3 separate regions of the Homo sapiens genome follow, and all the other regions are linked to region 2. Evidence: chromatin loops called from intact Hi-C (ENCODE). Cell type or tissue: heart left ventricle. All regions are shown on one strand.

What was found. A loop is a pair of places that touch in the nucleus more often than their neighbours do. Peaks named below come from ENCODE experiments on the same cell type or tissue, not always from the same donor. Only the 100,000 strongest peaks of a DNase experiment are listed, where the experiment ranks them.
Region 1: it touches region 2 in a loop (12-fold over the local background); 95 of 110 quality-filtered maps call a loop at or near these places.
Region 3: a loop joins it to region 2, with 7 times the contacts of the local background. A loop is called at or near these places in 87 of 110 quality-filtered maps.

Annotation. Positions count from the first base shown.
Region 1 is chr18:31,718,522-31,726,521 of GRCh38, forward strand. It overlaps a transcript of B4GALT6 not described here, the pseudogene RN7SKP44, the pseudogene LRRC37A7P and the pseudogene LOC390846. Among named protein-coding and RNA genes, the nearest start is that of B4GALT6, 38 kb to the left of the region's middle. RefSeq lists enhancers at 5,402-6,601, 5,831-5,930, 5,897-6,396. In heart left ventricle, a CTCF peak has its summit at 4,032 (motif pointing left); DNase peaks (open chromatin) are centred at 4,062, 5,720 and 6,100; H3K4me3 peaks cover 1,491 bases; H3K27ac peaks cover 564 bases.
Region 2 is chr18:31,552,636-31,560,635 of GRCh38, forward strand. It overlaps DSG2-AS1 (DSG2 antisense RNA 1), which reads right to left and starts at 4,276. Exons shown (of 6, transcript NR_045216.1): 1 at 3,328-4,276; 2 at 2,007-2,080. In heart left ventricle, CTCF peaks have their summits at 3,439 (motif pointing right) and 3,640; no DNase peak of the experiment used is centred here.
Region 3 is chr18:31,815,997-31,823,996 of GRCh38, forward strand. No RefSeq gene overlaps it. Among named protein-coding and RNA genes, the nearest start is that of SLC25A52, 59 kb to the left of the region's middle. RefSeq lists an enhancer at 3,416-3,916. In heart left ventricle, a CTCF peak has its summit at 3,826 (motif pointing left); no DNase peak of the experiment used is centred here.

The DNA of each region.
Region 1 (8,000 bases), 170 kb after region 2:
ACGCTCTCCACATATCTGGAGGGCTGGTGCTTGGAGAATCAGTTGTGCAGAGTCACTAAGAGCCAGCCCCGACTTCCATATCAGAAAAGAATATTTATAGAGGCAGAAACCTCTGAACTGGCCATGAAGAGCCAAAAGGGAGGGTGTGATATTCCACCCCCTGCCTCCTCTCCACTCCTGAGAGAAGAAGCCGCTACCAGGAAGGGCACTGATTCCTGGAATGACCAACTCCATCACATTAACCTCCTTATGGGCCCTCATAACCAACTGCTTCCTAGAAAAGAGATTGACATGTTGGGTTTTTGATAGCATAAGTAGCATTTTTTGAATCCTCAGCAAGAAGCTACCAAGATAGATAAAAGTTTTTTGGGGAATGTGAGGGTTATCTGGCTGTGACATATGTCACCCCATTAATGGCCAGGATTGATTTGGCTGACCTGGCTGGCTAGGTGGGTGTCCTCTTCCTCCCTCACCCCTACATGTGCGTCCCTCCTGAAGCTGCATGCTCGTTCCAAGAGGATGACCATCCCCAATAGAGGAGGACCGGTCTTTGGTCAAGGGTATACAAATAGCTGCACTCCCCTGCTAGAACCTCCAAACAAGCTCTCAAGGTAAGAGTTTTTTGGAGAGATAAATAGTTTTCTGCATTCTTTAAATTCCAATCGGTATATCAAGATTTAGACCTTGCTGACTTCACCATTAAGCCAGGAATAGGGAGAACTCAGGCTATGCTGTAAGGGAGACCTCTGCCATGTGGGAAGGGTAGAGCTGACATACTCCATTCCCAGAGCAGGGGGCAAGGAGAAAAGAGATGGGGGAGCAAAAAGAGGCAACTCATCTGGCAACCTGCTCCAGACCAAATTCCCGGAGGGGAAAAATCAATGGACACATCTAGGCAAATATGAAGGAAGCTTGGGGCTAGTTGTTTTCTTCACCCTGTAAAACCTAAGGGAGCTGAGAGCCTCCAGAAAAAGATCATGCCCTGTCTGATGGTATAACCACCCAATCTGTTCACCTTGCCCGCTGCCTAGACAGAGCCAATTTACCAAGACAGGGGGATTTCAATAGAGAAAGAGTAATTCATGCAGAGCCAGCTGTGCAGGAGACCAGAGTTTTATTATTACTGAAATTAGTCTCCCTGAGCATTCTGGGATTAGAGTTTTTAAAGATAATTTGGCGAGTAGGGGTAGGGTAAGTGGGGAGTGCCGTTTGATCAGGTAGGAGATGGAATCATAGCGGATCAAAGTGAGTTTCTCTTGCCGTCCTCTGCTCCTGGATAGATGTGGCAGAACTGGTCGAGCCAGATTACCAGTCTGGGTGGTGTCAGCTGATCCATCAAGTGCAGGGTCTGCAAAATATCTCAAGCACTGATCTTTGGTTTTACAGTAGTGATGTTATCTCCAGGAGCAATGTGGGGAGGTTCAGACTCTTGGAGCCAGAGGCTGCATGACTCCTAAACTGTAATTTCTAAACTTGTAGCTAATTTGTCAGTCCTGCAAAGGCAGACTGGTCCCCAGGCAAGAAGGGGGTCTTTTCAGAAAAGGGCTGTTATTAATTTTGTTTTAAAGTCAAACCATGAACTGAATTTCTTCTTAAAGTTAGTTTGGCCTATGCCCAGGAATGAACAAGGACAGCTTAAAGGTTAGAAGCAAGATGGAGTTGCTTAGGTCTAATTTCTTTCACTGTCATAATTTCTTCAGTTGTAATTTTGCAAAGGTGGTTTCAATAAGAAGAAAGACAGGTGGATGAACCTGAAATACCGCTCCTAGTCCCTCACTTCTGAGCAGAGTGTGCTGTGGATCCAGACACTGGTGTGTTCCCTGGGAAGGGGCAAAGAGGTGCTGAGATTACCAGCAGGCTCCCTGAGGCCTGGGCTGGAGAGATGTCAAGGACTGCAAAATTGTGGGCAAATGGCAGGACTTCAGCTATGGGTGCCATCGTGATATCCAACACCACAAGGTACAACTAATCAGTAGCGCTTCAAAGGACACCAGACCTGGAGCAGGAACCAGGGAGTTCCCAAAAGGACTGACGCCCACCCATGTGGAGTAGAGGTCCCTCAATTCCCTGTCCCCAAGAGGCCCCTTGAACGGGGGAAAGAAATTTGAAGATGGAACATTGACCTGAATGAGACTGTGTGGATTGAAATGGAATGAAATAATGTGAATTGGCACGTGTGTCACCCTGCTCACCTTGGCATGTGTGTCACCCTGCTCACCACCCGTGCCATAGGGTCCTCATGACCAGAGTTAGGCCTGTCAAGCTAAATAACAAACAGAAAGAGACCCTTCAAAGATAATAAGCTTATTTGGGTGTGCACAGAAGATTTGCAAATCTGGGATATGCAGGCTTTGGAGACCGTAGGCACATCCAAAGTGGCTGAGGCAGGGGGAAGTGTTTAAAGGCAAAAGGGAGAAGTATACATCATTTGTTTTCAAACAGAGAATGTTGGTTACAGGGGATCATCACAGGAGTTGACACTGGTTCATTCGTGGAGACAGTGTGTCAGGCAAGTGTTCTTGTGCATTCTGCTTGCTGTCCTTGTGACTCATGTAGCAAGCTGCACTTTAGGAAGTTCTTGGCAGAAGTTCTTGTTACAGGCGTATGTGCATGAGAGTCCTTCAGAAAGTCTTTGTAACAGCGTATGTCCACCGGGGCCTGTCGGGGGGTGGGGGGCTGGGTGGGGGATAGCATTAGGAGAAATACCTAATATAAATGACGAGTTGATGGGTGAAGCAAGCCAACATGGCACATGTATACCTATGCATCAAACCTGCACGTTGTGCACATGTACCCTAGAACTTAAAGTATAAAAAAAAACCAACAAAAGTGGATGTCAGCAACTTCATGTTAAACATCTGTGTTACATTTCCATAGTAGAATGCCTAACATATACATTATAAACCATCATGAATCAAAACTGTAAAAAATAAAAACTTACAAAAAAAATAATGTGTGTCAACTTGACTAGGCAAGGGTGTGCAGTTGTCTGGTTAAACACTAGTCTAGGCATTGCCATGAAGATATTTTGTAGATGTGGTTAACATCTTTAAGCAGTTGACGCTAAGTAAAGCAGGCTACCCTTGATAATGTCGATAGGTCTTATCCAATCAGTTAAAGGTCTTAAGAACAAAGACGAAGGTTTCCCAGAGTAGAAGGAATTTACCTCCAGGCTGAAACATAGGTGTCTTTCCTGAGTTCCAGCCTGCTAGCCTGCCCTACAAATTTCAGACTCAAGACTACAACAATAACTCTTGCCTGAGTTTCTAACTTGGCATCCTGCCTTACAGATTTCAGATTTATCATCCCTCACAATTGTGTAAGCCAATTCTCTTTCTTTCTCTCTCTCTCTCTCTCTCTGTGTGTGTATGTGTGTGTGTGTGTATGTGTGTATGTGGGTTCTGTTTCTCTGGAGAGCCCTGATTGATACACTTGGCAGTATCTATCAAGTTGCAAACTCACATACCCTTCGAACTAGGAATTCTACACTAGGAATTCCACCCTCAGATGTACTCATGCATAAGTGAAATTATGCATACACAAGATTCTGTAGTACTGAAGAAATAATTAAATGCCCTTTACTGAAGTATTTAAAAATTATGGTATACACATAGCTAGAATAATTTGCAACCATAAACAAAAAAAAGCTTCCTGTATTCTTTTATAGAATCTCATCCAAGATAATATTAAGTGAAACCAAGATACAGAATTGAGTATATGGATACTACCATTCATATAGAAGGAGGAAGGAGCAAGGGTATTGTATACACAACACACACACACATACACACGTATTCTCTGGAAGAATACATAAGGAATTGGTAATATTGGGTAATATTGATTCTGGAGAATAAGAATATATTTTTGTAACTTTAGAGCTTGGTACCATATATCATGAAAACAAATCAATTGTGAGTGGAATTAAAAGGCACACCACATAACATTTATAAGGAAAGGATGCAGAATCCTGGGTGGCTGCTCACATTACAATGAGTCTTCCTCAGTAGTGCTCTCAGGTTTGTGATTGTTCTGCCCCCTAGAGGCGGCTTTGAGAAGTGCTTGAGATGAACGTCTCTGTGACTCCCTCATCAGCAGGCTCAGCTTAGCCTAGGAGCACAGGCCTGAAGTGGGTGCTCACAGGATGGTTTTCCTCTGCCTACTTGCCTTCATTTCATCTGGCAACAGTGGTTCCGGTAATGTTGGCAGTCAGTGGCTATCACGGTGGGAAGAATCAGAACTTGAATAAACCACAGCGCTACTATGATCCCGTTCTTAGTGGCAGAATCACACACAATAAAAGAGAATTTGAGGTCTTCAATCACTAATGAAATACCAAGACCTCTTTATTACTCAATTTGGGTCAAAAAATATCAGCTAGAAAAGGAAGTTGGGAATGATTATTCACGTTTATGAGTGTAGCCTCTGACATATAAATGAATTACATACTAATCATGAGGTTGGATTTTAAATCTTGGCATACTCAAAATGTACAGAAAAGACATGTTTTCACTGCAGGCTGCAGCTGAATAATGAAATATGAAAACTACATTTTTGAACTATTTAATTTTTTGAAATTTAAACATATAATTTAGCAATATAGCATACATATTTCCACCATCACACAATGTTAATGTTTTTCTTATTGGCTTCTAATTTCTTTTTTAATTATTGTTTTATAATAGATCCCTTTTATTGAAAGCTCACTGTTTGCAAAGCAGTCTACATTCATTATCCCATGAAATCCTCAAACAACCCTAAAAGGTAGGTGTCAGTACCACCGCACTTTGTGATTGTACCAGACAATCAGTAATAAGATAGGTAAGAATGGCTATGGGGGAAGTCAGCTGGGTTCTAGTTATAGTCGCATTTCAGAAAATTATTTAACATGCTGACTTTAACAACCTAAGCGTCTTCTCCCTGTGTGCACACAGGGTAGACCTCTGAAGAGTGGCGCTGTAGCTTCTAGGGTAAAGGCTGTGTTAAGTCAAGGCAGGATGACAGTTCAGCTTCCTCCCAGGCTAGTGCAAAGAGCTATTCACTAGGATTAAAGGCCTTCTCTCTCCCAGACTGAATTGCTCACCCCCCAAAACCCCTCCTACAGAAAATTTGGAGTCCTCGTTTATTCCCCGGCAGCCCCTGCCTAATAGGGTGGTGAATTAATTACCAAACATGCAACAAAGGATATCAAAGGTTTGGCGAAAATGGCAACATTTTGGAATAAATGACCGTAATGTGTGCTCTGCCTGCCACCCTAACTGGCGCACATTTTGCAGGTCAGTTGCTTTCCCTATGGCCAAGAGGAGGAAAAGCATCTCTCGGATTTCAGCTTGGAGGAGGAAGAGTTCAGGCTGCCAGAACTGGACTGGCACTTCTGAATATCCCGAGGCAAGGTCCCATAACTTCCTTGGGAAGCTCTGCCGCACCTCCAACCCACCCCACCCCACCCCACCCCACCAGGCTGCTGGAGTCTTGGGACCGCAGACCCCGCGGCCCAAATTCTTCCTCGCAGAGGGGAGGGGAGGGGTGTTCCGGCCGGGCAGGGCGGAAGGGAGGTTTGGGCTGGATTGTGGGATAAGATTGCCCTGGTGACGCGGAGCGGATCTGGACCCGAGCCTAATAAAGGCTGCGTAAATAAAGGTGTAGTTAATAAAGGACGGGATGGGGCGCGCGGTTGCCAGGGGCGCCAGCGTCTCGGGGCTGCCCTAATGGCTCCTGCTCAGTGCGCGGCGCCAGCGCTTGTCTTGTCCCGGCTGCGTCTCTGGGCCCCACGGGCCCCTCCTCACATGGCAACTATTGTGGCTACTAGTCCAGGCGGCTTAGCCTCTGGAGTGGGTCCAGGACCCGCTCCAGCTGACCTCTGACTCCCTGGGGCCAACTTAGCCCTGGTCTTCCCGCTCCTCCGATCTCCCACGCGAATCGCCGCCATGAGCTAACTCCCCACCCCCGGGCAGACCCGGGAGAGCTTTGATTACCTGGGGTCTTCTGCTTCCTCCCAGACGTCAGCTCCGCTTCAGGAATCGACTGAGACTTTGGCTCAGAGTTTGGTTCCATTCTTGGACACGGATTCAGCTGGAGAGCTGCCCCGGGGCCAGAGCAGTTCGCTGCTGCACACTGGGATCTGAATGACAAGCTGACTCGGCACAGAAGTCTCCCAGAGGTGGTTGCAATGCTAGACTGGGATCAGAACCAGGCCCTAGCTCGGCCTCTTTGCCTCAAAAGTAAGTTTCTAACTGTAGATCTAGATCAGGCTGCAGATCATCAGGCATATGAAATACTTGTTCCACCTCTAGATAGAAATCAAAAGCAAGGAACTTTACTGTTTCGCCCAAGAACCGGAAGAAAGATCTAGCTCAGCATCAAAGGCTTGCCAAGGTTGTTGTTGGAACTCCATACCGATTTGTATCAAAACCTCAGCGTCAGAAACAAACTCTGCAGAATGGGTATTTAGATTCAAGTATGGATATACTGTATCTGGGCAGCCTGCCTCCAGAACTCCAGGTGAGCTCAGATGAGCCTCCAGGGCCTCCTGAGCAAGCTGGACTTTCTCAGTTCCATCTAGAGCCTGAAACTCAAAATCCAGAAACCACTGAAGAGATCCAGTCCTCTACTCCAGCAAGAAGCTGCAGCGCAGCTTCCACAGCTCCCTGAGGTGGTAGAACTTTCTTCAACCAAAGCTGGAGGCCCCAGCTCTGCCTTCACAGTCCCTTGAGGGGGTCCACTCTTCAACAGAGCAGAAGGCTCCAGCACAGCAGCTACCTGCCTTTGAAGAGATCCTAGCCCCACTATTGATACATCATGAGGTAAATGTTCCATTGAAAAGTTGGAGTGAAGTTCAGCACTCACACTTGCCCAGTGTCACAATCAAACCTGTGGACGTGGAGCTTACGGTAACTCCAGAGCCAGGTAAGAAACTTACAACAAGCCAGGAACAGGCCCCAGCTCAGCCTCCAGAACACTCCAAAGAGGTGGGCTCTTCCTCAACCCAATTATAGCCCCCAGCTCAGACTCCAGACCCCCCTAAGGAGGTAGAACCTTCTCCAGTCCAGCAGAGTTCCCAGATGAGCCACCAGAGCCCCCTAAGGAGGTTGAACCATCTGCAACCCAGCAGGAAGCCTCAGGTCATCCTCCGAAGTCCACTGAAGAGGTCAGTCCTCCACTGCAGCAGGAGATACCAGCTCAGCCATCAGAGCCACCTGAGAAGGTCAAACCATCTCCAGTCATAAAGCAGCCCCCAACTCAGCTTTTAGAGCCACATTCAAAGTAATTAACTGGTATTATCTGTCCAAGAGATTGGATGGATAGGAAGTTAAACTTCTGGGAGATGCCTCATTATTTGTACCAGTGGCTCCACATTATTTCTTGATTAATTGTGCAGACTGAGAAGCTGACAGCTAGTTTTTCCAATTCAAGAGTCATCATGGGGATGTTCTCAATTGTTGTTAGTGGGACTTGTGTTGTTTCCATGTCGAGATATTGTAATGCCGGTAATTTAAACAGATAATAATCTCCAATAGTTGTCAGAGGATTGTGATTGAGAATTGTTAGTGGTGAAGGTTCGAGATAGAAGCTCTTCTTGCTGTCCCTCCTGCTGCTCCCTTGCATAGCACCAGTGCTGGAAGTTTCTGAGAGCAGTCTGCAGGTGCTGAACATCATACTTAAACTGGTCAACCCGAAGTTTGGCATTCTGCCTTTTATTAGGGGGCTCCTTGCTGGACAAAATCTCCCGATGTTCTAGATGGCTGAATATCTGGTCTGTGCTTGCTTGGATTTCACCTTCTACTAAGTGCACAGACTGCTTGTCTGCCGTCTCCAGGTGTCCCATGTGAGAATGTATCTCATGGACCTGCTTGTGCGTTTGCTGGTTCAGGGGCTCCATGTCACCGGCCCAGCTGGCCCCAACTCCAGCTCTGGCTTCCTTGGAATATGTCCTCGCAGCCCTGCTTCTAATTTATTTTTTTTAATTAAGATGCATTGGTTTTTTGCTGATCAAAAATTCTGAC
Region 2 (8,000 bases):
GCGGATCACCTGAGGTCAGGAGTTCGAGACCAGTCTGACCAGAGAAACCCCATCTCTACTAAAAATAAAAAACTTAGCTGGGCAGATGGCAGGTGCCTGTAATCCCAACTACTCAGGAGGCCGAGGCAGGAGAATCGCTTGAACCGGGAGGTGGAGTTTGCGGTGAACTGAGATCGCGCCATTGCACTCCAGCCTGGCAATAAGAGTGAAACTCCATCTCACAAAAGAAGAAAAAAAAGAAATTGCAAAGACAAAAAGTTCTTGCTTTTTATGCAGCCATTTAGAACATACCTGTTCACAAGATAAACTATAGCTTGTCCTCAAGTCAGAGGATTTGACAGCACCGTTTGTCATACATAGCTCATCTTAAACTCACCTAGTAATTGAGGGGGCTATTGTGTTTGCTAATTGCCTTTATTCAAAGAAATAATAAAACTTCTTAGATCTCTCTGATAGGTAGCTAGTTATAATTTGGAGCGAGCACCCATGGAGATGGGAAGATAGGGAGGCTAGCTTCCTTGATGTTAACATTTCAAAAAGATAGCCCCAGGTCCTTCAGAAGGACATCCCTGGTTATAAAGCTGGCAAAGGAGATAGAGAAAGAAGTAACAACTGCAAGTTTTTTAAACTAAATACTCTAAGAAAAGAGAGATGAGAGATGGCAAGGGAAAGTTTTCCTTGTTTGCACTAGGGAAAATTCAGTTTTTTTCCCATTTAGATTTGTACTTACATTCTAGGGCTATGCTCTACGTGGCAAGCGGCTACCAATTGGACAGCACAAATCTAGAACATTTCTATCATTGTGTAAAGATTTGGGGGGAACTTCAGAGTGAAACCACCTTTGCAAAAATTATAACAATGAGAAAATTACAACATGAAAGAGATCTGATCTAACCAACCCCTATCTTGCCTTTAACCTCCAAACTGCCTTTGGTCTTTCCTGGGCTTAGGCTAAGCTAACTTTGGGAGAAATTTAGGTTATAGTTTACATGAGAAGAACCTTTCCCTAAAACTAAAGCACCTTTATAAAACTAATGAAAGCCCACCAGGTTAGGAGGATGAAAGGGGCTTCTAGTCTGCTAAGGTGTAGGAGTAAACAATTACCATCCATTATTCGGGAAGTGACAAAATTTGCAACTTCCCCAATTACTCTGGCAGATAACATTATTATAATAGAAAATAAGACTGGCCTTTTGGGATGTCGTTTGCTACTTTTGCATTTTTGACGACTGGATACCCACGACTCTTGGCTCAACTGCTCCTGTGGCCCCCATCCTGTAGCAGACTTGGTGCACTAGGACCGTTTTCCACACCCCTATGATTGCATCCCCAACCAATCAGCAGCATCCATTCCCCTATCCCCCTGCTGGCCAAACTATCCTTGAAAAACCCTCACCTCCGAATTTTCAGGGAGATTGATTTGATAACAATCTCCCACGTGGTATGGCCAGCCCATTTCAATTAAACTCTTTCTTTATTGTAATGTCATGGTCTCAGTGAATTGGTTTTGTCTGTGCAGTGGCAGGAAGAACCCATTGGGTGATTACAATGGTTCTGGAAATTACAATATGCGTCTTTAATTTATCACAGTCAACCTTCAGATATTCTACTATTTCACAAATGATATATGTGAACCTTGAGCTTGCACTTTGTGGATCTTGCTATGCCATTCAATCTCTGACTTTCTTTCTACCCTCGTGCTAATCAAGAAGCTTTCAGCATTGTCTCTGTCCCTCACACCTTCCATCATACCCCTGCCCCACTTGCTATAATGCATTATTGGCATGATATGAAACATACAGTATCAAGTCCATCAGTGGATGGGAATGGACTCACATTGCTCCACAGATTACAAAAACCCACCTATCCAGATTGAAAAACCATGTGATGAGGAATGTGTGTCTCTGTTAAAAATCCAGATACACCCTGGGCCGGGTATTTTCCATTTGCCTCTTCATACTCACTCTCTGCTCTTCTTCACCCTGCTCTGAGACCCAGGAGCTTACCTTTTATGGATGTTTCAACGGGCACTGCTTGCTGCCTCTGGCTTTTAGATGGGCTTGGCCAGTGATGGCCTTGGCTAGAGATTGGTGAGAAAGAGAAAAATGAGATCAGGGCATCTCTCCCTCTACCTCCCTCTGTCATGCATCTCTCTATAGAGCAACTCCCTCTCTGAGTTCCTGGACCCACGCTCTCTCCTTGTTCCTTTAGGCCTATTAGTAGTGGTTGCTTCCTTCTCAATTATTACCAGACTTGAAACGGTCCCCCAGTGTTGACGAGGATTGCATGCTGAGTTCTGAACAGAAATATATTTGTAATTAAACATTAATCAGGCTGCACTTTGGCCCACTTCGTTGTTGCTAAAAGTCAGGTAGCACCAGGTACTGACCATTTGCATTTCCATTGTTCCTATAGATAGGATCTCTGAAGTTAGGGTCATAAAGCTGTTGAAGAATTGATTTGCATCCCGCATTGTTCCCCTGTGTACTGTCAGTGGGTATTGAGATAAATGAAGGCAGGAATGGGCCTTTTTGATGTTTGTCACCTCATACTTACTCCAGTATCAACCAACAAAAGAAATAGCTGGTGACTGAATGAACAGAGGGCCAGTCATAGGAAGAATGGTGAACTGTGGTGGGAGGAATTTACCTGTCTCAGAGGGTAAGGGTTTTTGGTACATTTAAGCAGGACAATTGCAAAAATCCAAACAAAATTTTCAGACTGGTTTTCTAAACCTGCACATGATTCATTTAACTGACAACATTTAATCTGCTGCATCCCAAGCCCAAGTTAGTTCTCATTGTTAAGTCTGAATTGATGGATTCTCAATGGGTTTGAGGGATTCTGAGGAAAACTACAGAGGTTTCAGTGCAGGACACGATCTATTTGCAATGGTTCAAAATCTCTTTCAGTTCCTATATTCTGGTTACTTGGATTGTTGGAGATTTTACTCACTGTATTAAAGATCTGTTTTATTCTTCTTTCTTTTTACCCGAGGCTATACATTAAGACGTACCCTATATGTTCCCCTGCCCCTCGTCTACAGCTTTCAGCTTCTTCTAGCAGGAAGTTTGGTTTTGCAACCCCTCTTGAGTTGGACCCTTCTAAAGTAATCTTGAGTTTCTCATTCCAGCCTCTCCAAGGACCACATCTATTGTTTCCCTAGTTTACATGGGTTCTTTTTCAAAGAAAAACACTGGATTGGGATACTTCAATGAAAGAAGTTGGAAAACGCACAAAATACAAGCATCTTAAATGCTTCTAGATATACCCCAACTAGATGTACCAGGTTGAATTGGCTTAGCAGTAAACTATATGTATGCTCACCTAGTAATAATCCATGTGTTTCTACACTTAAGAGATCCTCTGGACTACAGAAATAAGATGGAACAGAAGCACTGTGGCATAACTATGAGTGTTATATGCTTTATGGCCACAAGATGGCACTATGCACGCAGTAAAAGAGGCAAAGTCAATCTATCAAAGCTAGGAAGAAAAAAAAAAATCAAGCAATTTAATAAGTTCGTGAGCAACACAAACTTGCAAAGGCCAATTCCTTCCTTCACTAATTGTGACCCTCTCAGATAAAGTGTGATACGCTTCAGAGTTGCCTGAGAAACGAGACCTGGATTACGGAAGTCTAATAAAACCCATACCACTCTTTGATGGTGAAATACAAAATGTCTTTCTGAAGGTCAGTCATGAGCCTTTGGTTCTATCAAAAATGCTGCACTTTGGAGGAAATGACGCTGGCCAATGGATTTACGAATAACACACTCAGCCTGCTGTGGGCTATCTTAAAGAATAGATGTTGACTTTTTCTGAAATATTAGATTCAACTAAGCATATGTTGAATTCTCACTATGTGCAGAGCCCTATTTAGTGGCTTTAAAATTACTCAAAGATGAGTAAGGCCCAGACCTTGCCCTCCAGAGGCTCACAATATAGTGGAGGAAGTAGTTACAAACAGCTTATTCTGAAAACCAAGACACTGTAAAAAACAACATATCAAAGATAGAAAGAAAATGCCAAGGCTGATTGGAGAGATTAATTCTTCTTTTGATTAATTTCTCTTTGTCATTCCCAATTCCTCCAAGTTGAAGGGGAAAGGGAATGTCTAGGAGCTCTTCTTAGACAGGTGGGCTTTCGATGAAAATTGGAAGTTAATATAGTTAGGATACGGTCCCCTCCAAATCTTAGTTGAAATGTGACCTCCAATGATGGAAGTGGAGTCTGGTGGGAGGTATTGGATGATGGGAACCGATCCCGCAGGAACGGATTCGTGCCATCCCCTTGGTGATGAGCCAGTTCTCGCTCAGGTCGTTCACGCGAGATCTGGTTGTTTTTTAAAAGCGTAGCCCCTCTCTCCCCTCTCTCTTGATCCTGGTCTCACCATGTGATACACCCACTTCGCCTTCCGCCAATAATTGGAAGCTTCCTGAGGCCCTCACCAGAAGCAGATGCCAGCACCACACCTCTGGTTCACCTGCAGAACCGTGAGCCAGTTAAACCTCTTTTCTTTATAAACTACCAGCCTCAGGCCAGGTGTAGTGGCTCACACCTGTAATGCCAGCACTTTGGGAGGCTGAGGCAGTCAGATCACCTGAGGTCAGGAGTTCAAGACCAGCCTGACCAACATGGCGAAACCCGTCTCTACTAAAAATACAAAAATTAGCCGGGCGTGGTGGCGGGCGTCTGTAATCCCAGCTACTCAGGAGGCTGAGGCAGGAGAATCGCTTGAACCTGGGAGGCAGCGGTTGCAGTGAGCCAAGCGCGCCACTGCACTCCAGCCTGGGCGACAGAGTGAGACTCCGTCTCAATAAATAAATAAATAAATAACCAGCCTCAGGTATTTCTTTATAGTAATGCAAAAATGAACTAATCCAGAGAGTAAGTAAACAGGAGGAAGGACCACCTAGATCAGAAGCTTACCTCACACAGGTGAGGGTGGCTAGCGGGTAAGGGATTAGAGGCGGTGAGCACAGCAGAAGGTGTGGGTGAAGAGGCAGGTACAGGCCACCCTGTGGAGGACTTGGAACAGCAGCTAAGGCTGTGGGACCAGACTCTTTATGCAGTAAAGAGCCACAGACAATTGTGAGCAAGACACCTTATAACCAGGTTTTAGAAAGAATCCTCAGCTGGAAGGAGGAGATTCTGCAGGAAGAGGGTGGGGGAAAGTTGAAGTTAACTCCAACCAAAGTCAACCTTAAATATTAACCTTTTTTTCTTCTGACTTTCATTGACTTTTCCGTGCATTTTCAGTGCCCTTTTCTTGCTGTAAAGTAAATTTTAAATATTATGTCAATAGGTCACAGAGGCAACAGACAGGCAAGGTATGGTTATGAGAAAAACATTTCCCTAAACAAAATTAGAAGACAGCATTTGATGAAAGATTTTTTTCCTAACTTGTGAGTTTGTTTACATAAAAACACTTACAAAATTAGTCAATCAAAATAACATGGAGTCATTTACTTAAAGAATTCCTTACGTTTAAAAATAAAGTACTTGAATATGGAATCAACCTAAGTGTCCATCAACTTAAGTGTCCAATTTAATCCATCAACTGGATTAAAAAACTGTGGTACATATATACCACGGGATAATACTCAGCCATAAAAAAGAATGAAATCATGTCTTCTGCAGCAACATGGATGGAATTGGAGGCCATTAACCTAAGTGAAATAACTCAAAAACAGAAAGTCATTTGAGACCAGCCTTACCAACATGGAGAAGCCCCATCTCTACTAAAAATATAAAATTAGCCGGGTGTGGTGGTGCATGCCTGTAATCCCAGCTACTCGGGAGGCTGAGGCAGGAGAATCGCTTGAACCTGGGAGGCGGAGGTTGCGGTGAGCCGAGATCTCACCATTGCACTCCAGCCTGGGCAACAAGAGTGAAACTCTGTCTCAAAAAAAAAAAAAAAAAAAAAACCGTATGTTCTCACTTATAAGTGGAAGCTAAACAGTGGGTACACGTGGGCATACAGAGTGGAATAATAGACACTGGGGACTCCAAAAGGTGAGAAGGGAGGAGAAAGTAAGGATTGAAAAATTACCTCTTGGGTACAACGTTCACTGTTCCGGTGATGGGTACACTAAAAAGCCTAGATGTAACTGTTATGCAATCCGAGCATGTAAACAATCTGCAGCCGGGCTTGGTGGTTCATGCCTGTAATCCCATCACTTTGGGAGGCCAAGGCAGCAGGATTGCTTGAGCCCAGGAGTTCTAGACCAGCCTGGGCAACATAGTGAGACCTCGTCTTTACAAAAATTTTAAGAAATTAGGTGGCCATGGTGGTGTACACCTGCGGTCTCAGCTGCTTGGGCGGCTGACATGGGAAGATCACTAGAGCCCAGGAATTCAAGGCTGCAGTGTGCCATGACTGTGCCACTGTACTCCAGCCCAGATGACAAAGACTATGCTTTAAAAAAATGAAAATTTAAAAATCCTGCACTTGTACCCCTGAAATATATAAAAATAGAAACAGAAACATAAATAATAATAAAATGCATTTCTTTTACACATAAAACAAATAAAAGTAAAGTACTTGAAATTAGACGATTCCAGAAAATTGTTGACATGTTTGTTCCCCTAACAATTTGGTACTTTGGTCTCCTTTATGAAACTGTGAAAGCTCCGAGCCAAAAGCTTTGTCTTTCTTCATTCTTGCATCTTTAGTACATATCACAATGCTTTATATATGACACGTGCATGACTATTTGTTGTTAATTGAATGGTATATCATATTTCAATAGACATTTTCCCCAACATTCTATTGGAAAACTTTTCACACACATAGCAAACTGAAAGAATTTTCAGTGAACACTTGAATTTCTACCACCAAGATTTCACTATTAATATTTTACTGTTCTTAGTTTATTACATATCTATCCATGTCTGTATCCATTGATCAATCCATCTTATTTCTCTTGGTGAATTTCAAATTAAATTATAGCCATAAGTATACTTAAATACATCCATACGCTGAACACATCAGAGTTGAATTACAGTTCAAGATTTATTTACATTTTTTTTCTTCTGAGGCAAAATCACATAGCATGAAATGCACCAATTTTAAGTGTACATTTGCTAAGTTTTGAAGAATGCATACACCCGTGTAACCAAACCCCTTTCAAGATGTGAAAATGACCATGACCCCAGAAAATACCAATACCTCTTCCTGCTCAGGCCTCATCTCTATCTCTGAGAGGCAATGACTTTTTTATTTAAATTTTTTTTAGTTTTGCCTCTCCTAGAACTTTATATAAATGGAGTCATATAGTGTGGACTCTGGAATAGACTTCTATCACTCAGCATAATTTTTTGAGATTCATCTAGGTTGTGTGTACCAGTAACACATTTCTTTTTGTAGAAAAGAAACTATTTTGCAATGGAATGCAGTAGCGTTCTATTGTATAATTATGTCAAAATTGTTTTTCCATTCTCATATTGATGGACACCCAGACTGTCTTCAGTTTTGTGTTATCAAAAATGAAGCTACTATAAACATTCATGTTCAAGCCTTGGTGGCCATATGTTTTCATTGCTCTGGGGCAAATACCTAAATTGCTGGGTCATGGGGTAAATGTATGTGTAGACATTTTTTAGAAGCTTTTTTTTTTTTTTAACAAAAATGCCAGGCTATACTTACCATGCTTTTTCTCTCCTAGTTTGCCAATTTATTATTTATTTATTTATTTATTTTCTTGAGACAAGGTCTCACTCTGTTGCCCAGGCTGGAGTGCAGTGGCACAATCATAGCTCACTGCAGCCTCAATCTCCCAGACTCAAGTGATCCTTCTGCCTCTGCCTCCAGAGTAGATGGGACCACAGGCACGCACCACATCAAGCTATTTTTTTTATATATTTTTTGTAGAGATGGGGATTTGCTATGTGGCCAAGGCTGGTTTTGAACTCCTGGGCTCAAGTGATCCTCCCAACTCGGCCTCCCAAAGTGCTGGCACTGCCCCTGGACTAGCTTGCCAATTTAAAAGAAATCC
Region 3 (8,000 bases), 260 kb after region 2:
AACGATAGACTGGATAAAGAAAATGTGGCACATATACACCATGGAATACTATACAGCCATAAAAAAGAATGAGTTCATGTCCTTTGCAGGGATACAGATGAAGCTGGAAACCATCATTCTCAGCAAACTAACACAGGAACAGAAAACCAAACACTGCATGTTCTCACTCATAAGTGGGAGTTGAACAATGAGAACACACGGACACAGGGAGGGGAACGTCACACACTGGGGCGTTCCCCCAGGGCAAGGTTGGGGGCAAGGGAAGGGATAGCATTAGGAGAAATACCTAATGTAGATGAGGAGTTGATGGGTGCAGCAAACCACCATGGCACATGTATACCTATGTAACAAACCTGCACGTTCTGCACATGTACCCAGAACTTAAAGTATTAAAAAAAAAAATGACTCCGAGAGACGAGAATTGAGGGGATAAGTGGTCAACAATAACAATACTAAACTCAGCCAAATTAACTGCTGTATTAAAAATTGGGTTTCAATAATAAAATGTGGCACATCAAACCAGCCTGCCCCTATAAAAATATCAGGTTGATCTATTCATCAAACAAATATTTTTGAACATATAGTCTATGCCCAGGCACTGCACAAAATCCATAGGTATAACATGATGAACAACATGGCTTCCTGCTAGGATCTTAAACACTCAGAGGGGACAACACACCTTACTGGCAATGGCAACATAGTTTTATTAGTTAGGGTATGTTCAGCAAAAAAAATCAATAGGTTTAATAAAATTAAACTTTACTTCTTTTGCACAAAAGTCCAGATAGACAGTCCCAGGCAACTATGTAGACTCCACAATCATCGGGACGATGGGCTTCTACTAAATTGTTGCTCTATCATCGACACATGGCTTCCACCTTGTGGAAGATTCCCAGTAATGGGAGATCTCTCAAGAACCCACAAAACATTCCCTGGTGCCCAGAGACCATCAATGCCAGGTTATCACAGTACCGGTGAGGTAAGGCGTTCCTACACCCTTGCTACTCCTACTTAGGTACTTTTACCAAATTCTGGAAGATTCAGAGTCAGCCAAGTATATTAACACAGGAAGGAGAAGCACACAGTAGAAAAATGGAGAAGTTGGCCATCTTCCTCCCAAACTGAAAGCTTCCCAGGAGAGAAGCCAATGTTAACTTTATGAAATTCAGAATGCTGGTTATTAAAGTTCTTGGAAATTTTAATTATTGAAATTGAGGCTCTTCTTGAGATTTAAAGTGATCAGAGGGCATTGGTCAAAAGAGTTATGGTACCCAATATCTCATTCATCAGTTCATTTCTTCTATTCAATTCAACAAGAATTTCTAGTATGTGTCCTGCATTGTTCTAAGTATTAAGGAATGATATGAAAGAAACAAATCTCACAGTTGATGTGCCAAGCCCCAAGTTTACAATCAAAATAAAGCCTAGAATCTTGAACAGAATTGGTAACTTAAAATAGTGCGGTGGTTGCTATAGAGTGTCGACCTTAAAGAGATTCAAGAAATATGGTTAAATATAGCATTTAGTCAAGCACAAATTTTAAGGATAGGCATCCAGGAACACAGATTCCAAAGAATGGAAGCCAGTGCTCCAAAGTGGAGAAGTTTTGGGGGTCATTTATATAAATAAGGTTTGGGAAGCTTAACAATGTTTCAACATTTTCCACACAAGGCTAGCACACAGTTACAGTAATCTGATTAATTGAGGTGGTGTTCTTTTTGGGAAAGGTATATTTAACATTCCACATTGAGGATATAACAATCATGGAGTCTTCCGCACCATCTGATCTGAGTTAGATGCAAGATAATAAAGGAGGAAAGGCTAGCCATCATCAGGAGGGGGAGGTCTTATGTCTGGCACCATTTAGTCTTTCCTAATTGATTTGCAGAACAAGAACAACGAGAAAGAATGAATCTATAACCTGAGAAGCAGAAATTGCAGCCACATGCATGTGCTCAGACCACACAGTCACATTTCCTTTAAGGCTCAACATAATTTTTAGGCTTCTAAAAATTATAATTAAGTTTGAATTATTTAGGTTTCATACAGCCATTTGAAATCACATCTATTAGAGGGACTTACAGAGGGACTTACGAAGTTCAAATGGAATTTAAGTAAATCATGTTTTAAAATGATACATTTTTTGAGAACTTATTACTGTCAGTCACTGAGCTAAGAAATGTATGGAATTAGGTCAGCCGATCGTCAAAACGACCCATTGAAATAGGAATTATTGTTGCTACACTATACAGATGAAAAAACTCAGATGGCTGGTTAAGTTACTGCCCCAAAGTCTTATATTTGGTAAGGAGGAAAGCCATGGATTGAAAGCTGGGTAGTGTGATTTAGGAACCTTTCAATACTAGCTGTTCCAAGGCAATCTTGTTTGCAGAGATGACAGCCTGTATTAGTCTGTTTTCACACTGCTGTAAAGAAATCCCCGAGACTGGGTAAATTATAAAGGAAAGAGGTTTAATTGACTCACAGTTCTGCACGACTGGTGAGGCCTCAGGAAACTTACAGTCGTGGTGGAAGGTGAAGGGGAAGCAAGGCACCTTCTTCACAAGGCAACAGGAGGGAGAATGAACGCAGGAGGAACTACCGAACACTTATAAAACCATCAGATCTTATGGGAACTCACTCACTATCACAAGAACAGCATGGGGGAAACTGCCCCTGTGATTCAATTACCTCCACCTGGTCTCTCCCTTGACACATGGGGATTATGGGGATTACAATTCAAGATAAGATTTTAGGTGGGGACACAGCCAAACTATATTATAGCCTGTTATTCGCAAGTAAACTCATACATCCAAAAACGTATTATTGTTTAGAAAATATTACAACCTACCTTTAAATTCTTAAAATATTCAAATACTTTCTATAAACTTGATACATCAATCTTGATATCGATTTTGAAATTTAAAGGTACCAGAATATGCCCCACAAAAAATATACCACTTTGACAAGAATTATTTTGAGTTATAGGCAACTGAGAACCAGGAGATGCAGGAAAAGCTTTTTACTTCCCCCTATCTAAAAGGAAAGTATAAAATTTTCCTTTTATAAAGGATATTTATATTTACAAAGGAAATTTCCATTGTAAAGATGTCTCCATACCAAGAAGAGAGGCTCCTGGAGACAACTCTTACCACCTGATATGGTTTGGCTGTGTCCCCACACAAATCTCATCTTGAATTGTAGTTCCCATAATCCCTGTGTGTCATGGAACGGACGAGGTGGGAGGCAATCTAATCATGGGGGTGGTTCCTCTCATGCTGTTCTCGTGAGAGTGAGTGAGTTCACGGGAGACCTGATGGTTGTATAAGGGGCTTTGCCCCCGTTTGCTCAGCACTTCTCCTGCTGCCGCCATGTGAAGAACGACGTGTTTGCTTCCCCTACCACCATGATTGTGAGTTTCCTGAGGCCTCCCCAGCCACGCTGAACTGTGAGTCAATTAGACCTTTTTCCTTTATTAATTACCCAGTCTCAGGTATGTCTTTATTAGCAGCGTGAGAACAAACTAATACACCACCTGAGAGGCTCTTCTCAGCATGACAAAACAACTTTTAGTTACCATGCATTTCCTTCACTCTCCTTCCCAGAACTTGCCCCTAACTCCAGCCCAAATCCCCCTTTCTTTTGTTTAGCCTAAAATGGTATATAAGTTTCAGTCATCTGGCCACCTCCTCGGGCCACATTTTTTCTTTGTGAACTCCTCCAAACTCTGCTATGTGTTACCTCATATAATGCTAATTTCAACATTTTAAAGGCAAAGGGTATGGACAACATTGATGCAAACTTGCACTCCTAGTGCCCTCTAGTGGATATAGTTGGTTTCAGTTATCACTTGGTAGGTTTTAGTGAAACTTTCCATAAAAAGGAATGCTCTGTCACTATACTCTCTCCTCTCTCCTTTCTCTTCCTCTATTTTTTGGTCTTGTCCATGTTCCCAAGATACACTGACAATGTTACTCAGTGTTAATGCTAATAAAACTCTATTTACAAAACAGGTGTTTATTTAGAAAAATAGCCGTACCCATTTATTTGTGTCTGGTGGTTTTTGTGCTGAAACAAAAGAGCTGAGTAGTTGCAACAAAGACTCTATGACCTGCAAGGCCTAAAATATGTATTATCTGTCATTTTACAAAAAAAGTTCACTAACCTCTAATCATGGGACATATCACTAGTTCTGAAAGATGCTTTGGCTAGGAAAGGCTATTCCCTAGTTGAATATGTTTGGGAAATCCTCCATTAACATATTAAGCAGTAAAGAAACCTCTTTAATTTTAATTCTATATTTATTTACTTAGTTTACTCTGGGAATTCTTTTTTTCACCTAAGACCTATTAATATCGTATTCAATGAAACGTATTTTGGGAAATATTACTTTATAATATTGTGTTTTCTTGGAGTCAACAATTCTGTTTTTCACAGTAGAAGAATTGCTTTCTAAAGAATAGCACTATGCTTAGCTTTCATTTATTAAATAACAATATTTTAAAAATCCATTTTCAGCTGGTTATTAAATAACAATATTTTAAAAATCCATTTTCAGCCGGGCGCAGTGGCTTGCGCCTGTAATCCCAGCACTTTGGGAGGCTGAGGCAGGTGGATCACCTGAGGCCAGGAGTTCGAGACCAGCCTGGCCAACATGGTGAAACCCTGTCTCTACTAAAAACACAAAAATTAACCTGGCGTGATGGCGCACACTTGTAATCCCAGCTACTTGGGAGGCTGAGGCAGGAGAATCACTTGAACCCTGGAGGCAGAAGTTGCAGTGAGCCCAGATTGTACCACTGCACTCCAGCCTAGGCAACGAGAGTGAAACTCTGCTTGAAACAAAAAAAAGGGGGAAAAAAAATTCATTTAATCTTGTTATTCTGGAATTTTTTTTTTCTGTTACACTGCTCTTTCTTTGTTATCTTCTGCTTTTTTTTTTTTTTTTTTTTTTTGAGACAGTCTTGCCCTGTTGCCCAGGCTGGAATGCAGTGGCGTGATCTCAGCTCACTGCAGCCTCTGCCTCCCGGGTTCCAGTGATTCTGCTGCCTCAGTCTCCTGGGTAGCTGGGATTACAGGCACATGCCACCAGGCCCAGCTAATTTTTGTATTTTTTGTAGAGACGGGGTTTCACCATGTTGGCCAGGCTGGTCTCAAACTCCTGAACTTAGGTGATCCGCCTGCCTCGGCCTCCCAAAGCACTGGGATTACAGGCATGAGCCACCATGCCTGGCCTGTTGTCTTCTTTATTCATTCATTTAGTTTTTGAGCATGGTCAATTTTTAAATGCTTAATTATGCACCTCGAATATTCAGAAGAAAATGCACTTCTAAAATGATTTTCCGTGATTATTAATGCAGGATTCCACAAAATATGGAAATTAAAAAAGAGTAGGAGTAGAAACTAGCCCTCCTTTTAATAGAAATTTCATACCGTGCCAAAAGCAGCTAGTTCACCTTTTAACAAATAATTAGGCCTAACTGTTGAGGGTTGAGTAAAGCAAAGTGAGTTTACAAAGGAGACTGAGGTAGGGCACGATGGCTCATGCCTGTAATCCCATGTAGGCCCATGCCTGGCCCAAATGGTGAAACCCCATCTCCACCAAAAATGCAAAACTTAGCTGACGTGGTGGCACATGCCTGTGAGAGAGGAGATAAAAAGAAACTAGTTAGGCAGATGGTTAGGGCAAAGAGTCCTTGGCAGAACTTCCCTTCTAACAAAAAGCAGCGCAAGAAATCACTTCTCTTCTAACAAAGAGCAGCCTGGAAGATCAGGCTGCAAACAAAGATAAGGAAGCAGCTCCGGCAAAGAAGGGGAGCTTCCTGGGTAATCAGTAAGCTTCACTTACATACGGTGGGTCCCAGTAAGCACATTCCTTTCCTGTTTTGGACATACTCAGATAAGGAAGCTGGAAGTTTGCATGGAATATGCCTGCAGCTGCACCGATAGGAAGGGTTACCTGGTGCCAGGCACGTCAACCACGGGGGCTTCACCTTCCCCTTTTTTTAAGCACATGCACAGTAGGAAAGAGATAAGCAACATGGAGTAGCTCAGGCCAAGGACCCGCCTACATAATAAAAGGTTGGGGTGGAGCTACCAGACATTCATGCTTTATGCAAATGAGATGCCCAGCCCTCAACAGTTTCTTATAATTCAACTGTAGAAGGGGCAACACTTTTTGGGACACCTCTCTGCAGCAGAGAGCTGTTCTCTTTCTTTCGCATATTAAACTTCTGCTCTAACCTCACCCTTGGTTTGTCCATGTCCTTGATTTCCTCAGCCATGAGATCAAGAACTTTGGGTGCCACCCAGGCAATGAGGCCATTTCACCTGTAGTCCCAGCTACTCTGGAAGCTGAGGTGGGAGGATTGCTTGAGCCCGGGAGGTTGAGGTTGCAGTGAGCCAAGATCATGCCACTGCACTCCAGCCTCAGCAACAGAGCAAAACCCTATCTTAAAAAAAAAAGGAGACTGAAACGAGTATCAGGAATGTTAGAGGAAAACCAGAAGTGTGCCCATCACACTTTTATTTCCATGCTTCCATAGAATCTTCAGTTAATAATCATGGAAAATCATCTTCAAAGTGCCTTTTCTGTGTCTGTTGTGACAGCCAAGATGAGAGTGTCCCTTTTTTCAACTGGAATATGGAGAAAAACAGAGAAGACAGGGCTGAACAATTTTACCGGCAACTCATTTTTATAAGAAAAAAATAATCTTGCAATAAAGCAGGGTGGAGGTAAAATATTCAGCATCAATTTCTGTATCTGCTAATCTTGGTTGGCTGAAAAGTAGCAAAGGCTAAAATTAGTTGTATATATAAGTTTTGATCATAAGATAAATTACTGGAACACAGTATTACTACAGTACCATCTTGCAAATAGTTGGTCAAGAAACTCCTTTTAAAAATGAGTTTAACCAGGCATGGTGGTGCATGCCTGTAGTCCTAAGCTACTTGAGAGGCTAAAGTGGGAGGATCACTTGAGCCCAGGAGTTGAAGACCAGCCTTACCACATAACAAGACCCTGTCTTAATATATTTTTTTAAATAAGTTTAGAAACCAGACTAGGTATGTATAGAAAATAATACAAGAAAAAAAGGAAGAAAGAAGAAGAAAAATTGTCTGAATGATGTTATGGAGCAGACAAAATATGTAACCAAAGATATACCCATAAAAATTTTAAAACTAACACTTAAGGAAACATTTCGCTTTACATAACAAGAGTACAAGGCAGATATATAAGATTACAGAGACAAGATGATAATAATGACATGAAAAAAGTGAAAAATAAAAATATAACCAGGGTACCTAACCCTGGGTGGTTATTTAGCCTTTGAAAAACACAGGTCAGGCCATATTCTAAAGTGGCTACCAAAAGACTTTCAAATATCAGCTGTCTCAATAGCACTAGTGAGTTTATTAATCAACATTGTTGACAAAAAGAAAAGCAAACTCTGTAAAATATTTAAAGCTGTTTATTTCCAGCTAATATGCGTGACTGTGGCCCTAGGGATAGTCTCGGGAGGTCCTGAGAAAGGGTGCCGGAGGCAGTAGGGTTACAGTTTGGTTTTATACATTTTGGGGAGACAGAAGTTACAGGCAAAGACATAAATCAATACATGGAATACATAAATTATATATACATTGGTTCAGCCCAGAAAGGCAGAACATCTTGAAGTGGGGGCCTCACGGGTTATAGGTGGATTCAAAGATTTTCTGATTGGCATTTGGTTGAAGGAGTTAAGCTTTGTCTAAAGATTTGAAGTCAGTAGGAAGAAATAGTTAAGGTAAGGAGGGTTGTGGAAGCCAAGGTTCTTTTATGTAGATGAAGCCTCCAGGCAGCCGACTTCAGACAGAACAGATGATAAATGTCTCTTTTCAGACCTTAAAATGTGTCAGGCTCTTAGTTAATCTCTCCTATATCTGAGAAAGGCCTGGCTGTAATAATGAAGATTTTCTATGGATGCAAACTTCCCCTACAAAAGACACCTTTGCAGGGCCAT